Regions from separate parts of the Homo sapiens genome. Here region 2 is linked to region 1. The links are chromatin loops, found by intact Hi-C in ENCODE. Cell type or tissue: tibial artery. All regions are shown on one strand. Each heading gives the region's core, and the rest is flanking DNA. Links, peaks and the distances in the headings are about the cores only.

The links. Hi-C counts contacts between places; a loop is a spot of excess contacts. Peaks named below come from ENCODE experiments on the same cell type or tissue, not always from the same donor. Only the 100,000 strongest peaks of a DNase experiment are listed, where the experiment ranks them.
Region 2: a loop joins it to region 1, with 7 times the contacts of the local background. A loop is called at or near these places in 1 of 110 quality-filtered maps.

The regions. Positions count from the first base shown.
Region 1 is chr3:129,401,431-129,405,822 of GRCh38, reverse strand. It overlaps EFCAB12 (EF-hand calcium binding domain 12), which reads left to right. Exons shown (of 9, transcript NM_207307.3): 7 at 1,420-1,573; 8 at 3,244-3,300; 9 at 3,972-4,392. The coding sequence ends at 4,230. Among named protein-coding and RNA genes, the nearest start is that of SNORA7B, 6.3 kb to the right of the region's middle. In tibial artery, for the core only: no CTCF peak of the experiment used is centred there; a DNase peak (open chromatin) is centred at 1,739.
Region 2 is chr3:129,745,831-129,750,222 of GRCh38, reverse strand. The region is part of intron 4 of TMCC1 (transmembrane and coiled-coil domain family 1); the gene reads left to right. Among named protein-coding and RNA genes, the nearest start is that of PLXND1, 140 kb to the right of the region's middle. In tibial artery, for the core only: no CTCF peak of the experiment used is centred there; no DNase peak of the experiment used is centred there.

The DNA.
Region 1 (4,392 bases), core at 96-4,095:
TCCATCTCTGACCACTGTCTTGGCCACTTGCTATTCGGTATCTTTATGACAGAGGCCTGATCTCCTATAAGCAGAGAGGCTCAAATATCAGGACTTCCAGCTCTGTGTTCTAGACTAGACCTTGGTGGCTCAGACTCCAGGCTTCAAGCTCAGGAGCCAGAATTCTAAACAAGGTCTCCCCCTCCCCTGTGAATATAGCTTTATTGGCTTTCCACCCTGGTTTTGGCGATAATACTTGCTCATTTGAATTTTTTGAAAACATAAAAATCAAAATTCCCCAGCCTGAGTTGGCTGTTGTGAATATTTTAGTGACCATCCTTTCACAAATCTCTTTTCCTTTTCCATTTACAGAAAATTATTTATATAACTCATTGTTAAATCACACTTTAAAAAATCATGTGTACCTTTTGAAAATATTAATGTTACATATCTCCCCCTTCCCTCTCCTTCCTTCTCACCTCCACAGCCCCTTCCCAACCCCCAAATAACCAACATTAACTCGCTGGAGCGTAACTTCCATCACTTTTTCTAGAACATGAGCTTTCATGTGTTACCAGCTTAAGACAAGCACTGCTTGATAGTTGCAGAAGGTGGAGACCCTGGCTCAGTATTTTTTTTATATTCAGCACATCTGAGAAAACTCTCCCAAGGATCTCCATGAGATTAATTCAAGACAAGGAGAAAACTGCCACCAAACAAATCCAAGTGGGCTGGGCGCAGTGGCTCATGCCTGTAATCCCAGCAGTTTGGGAGGCCGGGGTAGGTAGGATGGCTTGAGCCCAGGAGTTCCAGACCAGCCTGGGTATCATAACAAGAACCCATCTCTACTAAAAATTTAAGAAATCAGCCAGGCATGGTGGTGCATGCCTGTGGCCCTAGCTACTTAGGAGGCTAAGGTAGGAGGGTCGCTTAAGCCCAGGAAGTTGAGGCTGCAGTGAGCCATGATCTGTACTTTAGCCTGGGCGACAGTGTGAGACCTTGCTCAGAAAAACAAAACAAAACCGAAAATTGGTCTAAGTTAACCTCATCAAGTCTTGGTCAAATCCTCCTGCCTCCTGGGACAGCTCAGACCTCGTTGCACCGGGGCCTTGGGGGCTTTGTTGTCCTTGTTATGAACAAACCCCCCTCATCTGTAGTCCCCTGAGCCATATTGTCCCAAGGCCCCTTTCCTGGCATCACACTACAGCTATATGCATGTCACCACTGGGACAGTGGTTCAAGGGACCCCTCTGCAGTATTTTTGCAACTTCCAGTGAATCTACAACTATTCAACAATAAAAAGTTACTATATAGATAAGAAGAAAACGTCTTAAAAATGTGAATTAAAAAAAAAAAAAACACCTCCTCTGACCCCAGAGGCTTAGGGAGGGATGGGCAGTCTGGGTTGATGGGTGCAGATGTTTCTCTTGCTGTCCACAGCCTTGCTGTACCCAGGAGACAAGATCATTTTCCAGATGGACAAAGTGTGCCCCATCCGGCAGCCGGGAGGCTACTACTCTGACTGGAAGGTCTTTTCTCCGAATCTGGCTCTGCTCCGGTCCCAGGGCCCTGGCAAGTCTAAGAGGACTGACAAGCTGAGTTTCGGACCCCCTTTCTCCCTGCCTTGGCCTCCTGCTCCATTGCTATCCCTTCAGTGTGGGGGCTGGAGGCTGGAGTACCTGGGGCGCCATGCTGTGCTTGCGTCTGCATCCTAGGGCAACATCCCCCAACCTGACTGCTCACTGCAGACTGGCCAGTCCCGGGTCACCCTTGGCGCATGTCTCAGGATCATGGCCTGCTGGCCTCAGCTCCCACACAGCTACCCTCCTGACCCCAGTCCTGCACAATCATAAGGTTTCTGGAAAAGATGAAAAGGAGAGCCTCCTTAGAGAACAGGGCTGGAGCGAGGGCCTTCACAAATCCCCAGCCAGGTGTCAGGGCCCTGCAGAGAACAGGGGGCAGCCCTTTCTCTGCCCTGCCACCTTGCAGCGGCCACACCCCTTCTCTGGCAAGAGGTGGGCTTGCAGCTCATAGGAGGATAAAAGAACATTTCCCCGGGACCTGCCTCCAGCCCTTTCGAGAGGCCAACCTGAGTCTTCTCTAAGAAAATGGCCTCCTTTGGTACTCCAAAGCCTGAGCTACCCAGATTTGAGTCAAGCAGCAGGTGACAACCCGTGGGCAGCATCCGTGGGTGACTGCAGAGGAACAAGGCAGCATCCCTGCAGAGGCAGGGGCGCGGCATGGGAGGAGGAGAGCCCAGCTGGCCGGATACCATGAGGTGGGAGGGGCCTGGACCTGCCCCTGCTTCTAGACCCCTGCCAGCTGCCCACTGGGTGTGTGGCCAGAATGCCTGCAGTGGGACACAGCAGGGCCCTGTAGAGATCAGACAGGCCTTCGGTTAAATGGACAAGGCACTTCTCTGAGTCTTAGCATCTTCATATGTAAAGGGGCCTAGTAGCTCCTACCATACACTATGAGGATCAGATGAGAAAGAGTGTCAACATCTTAGCAGGGACAGCACTCAATCAATGATTGTCGTTGTTTTACCTTGCTCTGGTTGGGGCATCTTCAAGTGCAGGAGTAGGCCCAGGCCTGCAGGTGGGTCCTGGCCATGACACGGGCTGTGACTTCCTTCCAGCCCCGGGGTGGGCCAGGAAGTGGCTGGGAACCCAGGAAGGGGATTTTGGTCCATGCTTAGGTAGGCCATAGCTAATAAAGGATAAAGAGAGTTCTCTTAGGTCAAGGAGAGACGTTGACTGTATCTTGCTACTTATGGTTGATGGAGGCTGGGTGGGAAAGAGTGCCGTGAACGATTAGTGATGTCTGTCAGGCTCAGGGTTGGAGGGGAAGGGGGTTAGATTTCACCACCTTTGTCCTCAGGGCTGGGTTAAGCTCTGGAGTGGGGAGTAGGAGCCAGGGACCCCAAAAGGATTTGGCAGTGACTTACTGAGCCTCCCTCGTAACTACCCTGAGAGGTCTCTATTCTGGACCATGAGAAAACCAAGGATGAGAAAGGGGAAGTGACTTGCCCAGGTCACCTGGCCAGATTCTGAGGGTAGGTCCAGCTGACCCAAGCCCACTGTGTTCCCCTGGAGCATGGAGGCACAGAGTCAGGGTCCACCCCAGGTGGAAGACATTTTTCTTTCAGAGCTCTCGTTTGAGACTTAGAAACGGGTCCACCCCTGCGGCCCTGACCTACTCCCTAAAGCCCCATTGGCCTGGATTTCCACTCTCCTCACAAAATGCCTCTCTCTTCTCCACTAGGAAAACGCCAAAGAAAAGCAAGAAAATGCGCTTTAAGGAGTTTGAGGAATTTACCAGGTCTGTGGCAATCATCTAACTCCACAAGGAAGGAAGGTGGGAGGAGGGGCAGCTTCGCCTGAGACAACTGGGACTCTGCACTCCTGGCACAACAGCTGGGGCTCGGTGCCCTGGCCTGAGAGGCAGTGACACAACACAGAGAGGGCCAGGAGGCATTGCTCTGGGGCTTTCCATGTGTTCACTCACTCAGATCCTCCCAACAGCCCTACGAAGTGACACTAAGCATATTCATTTTACACAGGAGGAAACTGAGGCACAGACAGGGTAAATATCATGCTCAGAGTCGCACATCTACGAAGTGATGCAGTGGGGATCTGAACCCAGCTAGGGTGGCTGCAGGGGCCGTACTCCAAACACCACATTAAAATGCCTCCAGATAACAGATGGTTCGCGCTTAAGACTTTGAGTTTAGAGGCATTGGACAAGGAATGAAGCCTGCACTTGGCCACTTGCTCAGTGTGCGACGGCCTCCCCAGGCCTCTGGGTCCTCACAGGTGAGGTCGACAGGATAACAGAGCTGACCATATGGAACTGTGGGGAGGACTGAGGTGCTGAAGTGCTTGGCACAGTGCTAAATCTCCACTTTGGTCACAGTTGGTGGGCTCTGCGATGAAGCCTCAGCTCTGGCCTGTCTGCCATGACAACCATCCCTGTGTCTTCTTGTTTTCCAGGAAGCTGAAGGTGAAGAGGTCCAGTGGTCTGCAGCAAACACACCCCAATTCCTTCTGGCCGGGTCATCTTCTGGATAAGCTGCAGCTCTACCTGCCCACTGTGGCCACAGACCGGAGCCTGGCGCTCTTCAGTTGTGTTCAACACCAGCCCCATGTCTACCCAGCCACCTACCACCCTGACCACTGGTGGCCCCTTAGGAACAAGAACTACATGACCCACGCCCATTATGATGCCGCCAAGGTGTACTACATCAACTAGAGCTAGCCAGGTGTTGCCGGACCCAGCCTTCCTGGGCCAGGGGCCAGTGCAGCCAGCGGCCCAGAGCCCAGACACAAGAGGAGTGTCAAAGAGTCAAACTAAAGAAATCCTTTCAAAGAGGGATGGACCGGGGGCCAGTTCCCTCTGGACTCAAAGTGTCCA
Region 2 (4,392 bases), core at 250-4,249, 340 kb before region 1:
GCAAAACTTTGTCTCAAAATAAGTAAATAAATAAATAATAATAAAATAAAGATTTTGAGACAAGATTTTGAAACATTCTTTTACCTAAGAGAAACAACTCCTTTATGTTAATGATGACTTATCCAAGAAACACTATTACTGTGAATGAAACTATAATTTGGAACAAAGTGTATTTTCTTAAAAATGCATAATAATGCATCATATGCATATAATTTCATTATAATGCAGTACATGTGTTCTGCTGAAGGTGTAAATTGACAGAGAAGAACTTAACCATTTAGAGGTCTACTGCAAGATTCAAAACAGGAGCCCAGTAGGTACTCAGGATATTTGAGTCATAGATTCAATTTGAATCATAGATTCAAATATTGGAAAGCTGAGACAGGTCTCAACAGGATTCAGTCTGTCCCCATATTTAGATTTCTGTATTTGTGTGTTTCTGGAACATTGATTTGCCTCACAATAAAGTATTTTATGTATAAAGAGAAACATGGTTCATGCTGCATATTAAATATTCCCTTTTCCTATTATCCTGTTTTATCTAGAATCTAGATATCAAACTTTTATAATGATAGTTATAACTTAGTCTTGGCAAATCAAATTCAGAATTAACCAAAATTCCTTTTTGACCTGAAATCAAAAACAAATTAGTTTACTAATTTGTAAAAACATCTTTGTTTTTACTTCTCTGAAACAAATGAAGATAGCTGGATTTTTTTTTCTTTTAAGAGATCAAAGCAAGATTAAGCATCTCATACCTATCTTAAGCTGCTCAGAACCCCATATCTTTTCTTTCCATTTTGTTTCCTCTGTTAACATTTGGCAAGAAGGATTTTATAAGTTTAATATGTATACATGACTACAGTCATTTATTCTCATTAATATCACTAGCTATAAGTAGTGGACTGGTTCTGTGGGAGTTTTTTATATGATATCAGAGTTTAAATGATTCGTAATTGGTATCTGAGAATCTCATTCCATAGGTCTTTTACTCGTGTACAGTGTTGTCAGATTGGGGATATTTGCTTGATTTTTACCCAGATTCCTTACTAATATATTTTAAACAAGTAGGGTAATTATTATTATTATTTTTTTTGGTGGGGGGTGGTTGAGGGGGCGGTAACTTTTGTCAAGTATTTGTTTCCTTATTGACAACTCATTGGGTTGTTGTGGAAATTCAATTTTTAATTATTTTTTTTTAGCGGAGTCTCACTCTGTCACTCAGGCTGGTGTGCAGTGGTGCAATCTCATCTCACTGTAACCTCCACATCCCAGCTTCAAAGGATTCTTGTGCCTCCTTCTCCCGGGTTCAAGCACTTAGCCTCCTGAGTAGCTGGGATTACAGGTATAAGTCACCAGGCCCAGCTAATTTTTGTAGTTTTAGTAGAGACAGTGTTTTGCCACGTTGGCCAGGCTGGTCTTCAACTCCCGGGCTTAAGAGATCTGTCCGCCTCAGCCTCCCAAAGTGCTGGGATTACAGACGTGAGCTACCCCAGCTGGCCCGAAATTGAAATTAAGTAGCACCTAGTACAGATCTTGGGTATGTAGTAGCTACTATAATGATTTATGAAACATTTTATGAAGTTGTACCTAAAAGTTAATTAGCTTCCTGGTTGGCACTTTAAAAAACAACAAGGCCAAGCGCAGTGGCTCACACCTGTAATCCCAGCACTTTGGGAGGCTGAGGCAGGTGGATTGCCTGAGGTCAGGAGTTCGAGACCAGCCTGGCCAACATGGTAAAACCCTGTCTCTCCTAAAAATACAAAAATTAGCCGGGCATGATGGCAGGCGCCTGTAATCCCCGCTACTTGGGAGGCTGAGCCAGGAGAATCGCTTGAGCCTGGGAGGCAGAGGTTGCAGTGAGCCGAGATTATGCCACTCCAGCCTTGGCTACAGAGCGAGACTCCCTCTCAAAACAACAACAACAACAAAAACCCAAATCTCATCCATTTACCCATATGTAGCAGGCAAGAACTGAATGGCAAGATACCAGGGAAGTGGCATGATGACATGGCTGTTTATTTCAATACAGTTTTGAGACACAGGAAGTGTTGAACCTGGCTTTGGGTTTGCCACAGAATACTGAGTCTCTATAGATAATATGGGTAAAATTTCTTTAGGTGTATGTAACATGACCTACTTGCTCAGCTAAGAGTGCTGATTAAGTCCATGTTTTCCTAGTTATTCAAAATAATATATTTCTAAGTCTTATCCTGTGTGAAAATGGTTTAAAGTTCTTTTTTCTTCAAGTTCTCTTCATAGATATTTCCAAGGAGTTTCCTGGATTGTATTCAGTTTACAGGGTTCTTTCTTAGTTATTACTATAGGAGAAAAGTGTGTTTCTGCTACTGCAGGACATGGGTGGGAAGGAGTGAGTACGGACAGGTGACACATCAGAGCCCAGGGGATGTGAGGGGGAAGGAATGGGTCTGTGCAGCTGTACAGCGTGATGATAAGGGGTCGGATTCATGTTGGGTGAGAAGGGAATCCATGGTGCAGTGAAGTTCCTTAGTGTGGAGTTTCAGAGCCCAAGTGGGATGAGGTTGACATCTACACCAGGGAGGTGGTAGCTGCAGAGATAGAAGATTGGTTACATATGGAAGGAGAGGGATTGATAAATACAGTGAGGGTGATGAGAGCAGGTTTCTCATAGTAATAAGAGAGTTCCAAATATGGAAAGGAAGAAAACTACAATAAACCTTGTGGTATTAGATAGGAATATTGTGGTTGTTTCAATTTTAAAATATTTTAAATTATCGAAGTAATTTATAAATAATTTTGAAACAATATAGCTTAAAATGAAGGTATATAAGTTTATAAATGGAGCCAAATATTATGTATATACTCCTGAAGTGTTGCCAGACTTTGCTGAGCTTTGAAAAGAACCATATGGTCCATGGATTTCCTCGGATTATATGTAAATTTGCATGTGTGTGAATTTTTTTTCGGGAGAAAGAATGCATAGTTTTCATTAAATTCTCAGAGGGGTTTGTGATGCAAAAAATGTTGAACTTTTTTTTATATATATGTAACTGAGGGGACTCTGAGTTTATTTTTAGAAATCCTCCTGCAGCTTACGTTAATAGAGCATGTGTGGCCTAATTAAATGTAGGTTTTAAATCAGTCTTCATATATATGAGGAATTAACATTTTATTGAATACCTTTTAATGCCTAGAAGAAAAAGTACTATTATACATTGATTCATTTTCACAGCAATGATTTATTCTCCCAACAATGATACAAAGTAATTATTATCCTGTTGTGCTGATGAGGAAACTGAGATTGGGATTAAAAAGGTTGCCCAATGTTAAAAAACTAGCAAGAGGCCAAGTAAGGTAGTAGGTGTTCTTTCTGCTCCTCCACACTCTTATCTCCAGTGGAGTGCCTGCTGTGTTCAGGGCATTGCACAGGGTGCTGGTGATGTAATACTGAACACAACAGACTCTTACCCCAACCTTGTAAAGAATATAGGGGAATTAGGTATAGGGAATTTTAAACTATTGAGAATGCATTTATTTCAGATATTCCTTATATTGCTCCATTTGCTCTTTTAAGAATGCTAGCAATGTTTATTGTATTTCCTTAAGCCACCCAATACCTTTAGGGGAAAACACCTATTATTCAAATGCACAAGTGAGGCAGAGTATAAATGTGACTTGGCTCATTATCACCAAGTTTACTTGCAGGATCAAATTTAGAACCATGGTTTGTAATACTTTATATTACACAGTAGTCATCAGTCTGCATAGTTAAAAAAAACTAAACCTGTAATCCTAGCACTTTGGGAGGCCGAGGCGGGCGGATCACGAGGTCAAGAGATCAAGACCATCCTGGCCAACATGGTGAAACCCCGTCTGTACTTAAAAAAAAAAAAAATACAAAAATGAATTGGGCGTGGTGGCGCACGCCTGTAGTCCCAACTACTCAGGAGGCTGAGGCAGGAGAATCACTTGAAGCTGGGGGGTGGAGGTTGCAGTGAGCTGAGATCACGCCACTGCACTCCAGCCTGGGCAACAAGAGCAGGACTCCATCTCAGGAAAAAAAAAATTAAACCAGTTTTTAAAGCTATATGCATATTTATTAATTTCTCTCTAAGGGTACTTAGTTGTTTTTTTTACCCCCCTCCTTGCAAGGATTTAAAAAGAGAAAAAGGAAAGAGGTTCAGGGCTGGGTGCAGTGGCTCATGTCTGTAATCCCAGCACTTTGGGAGGCTGAGGCGGGAGGATCACTTAAGGCCAGGTGTTTGAGACCAGCGTGGGCAACAAAGAAAGACCCCATCTGGCTTTTTTTCTTTCCTTTTTTTTTTTTAGGGAGAGTCTCACTGTGTTGCCCAGGCTGGAGTGCAGTGGCACAATCTCGGCTCCCGAGTAGCTGGGATTATATGCAGGTGC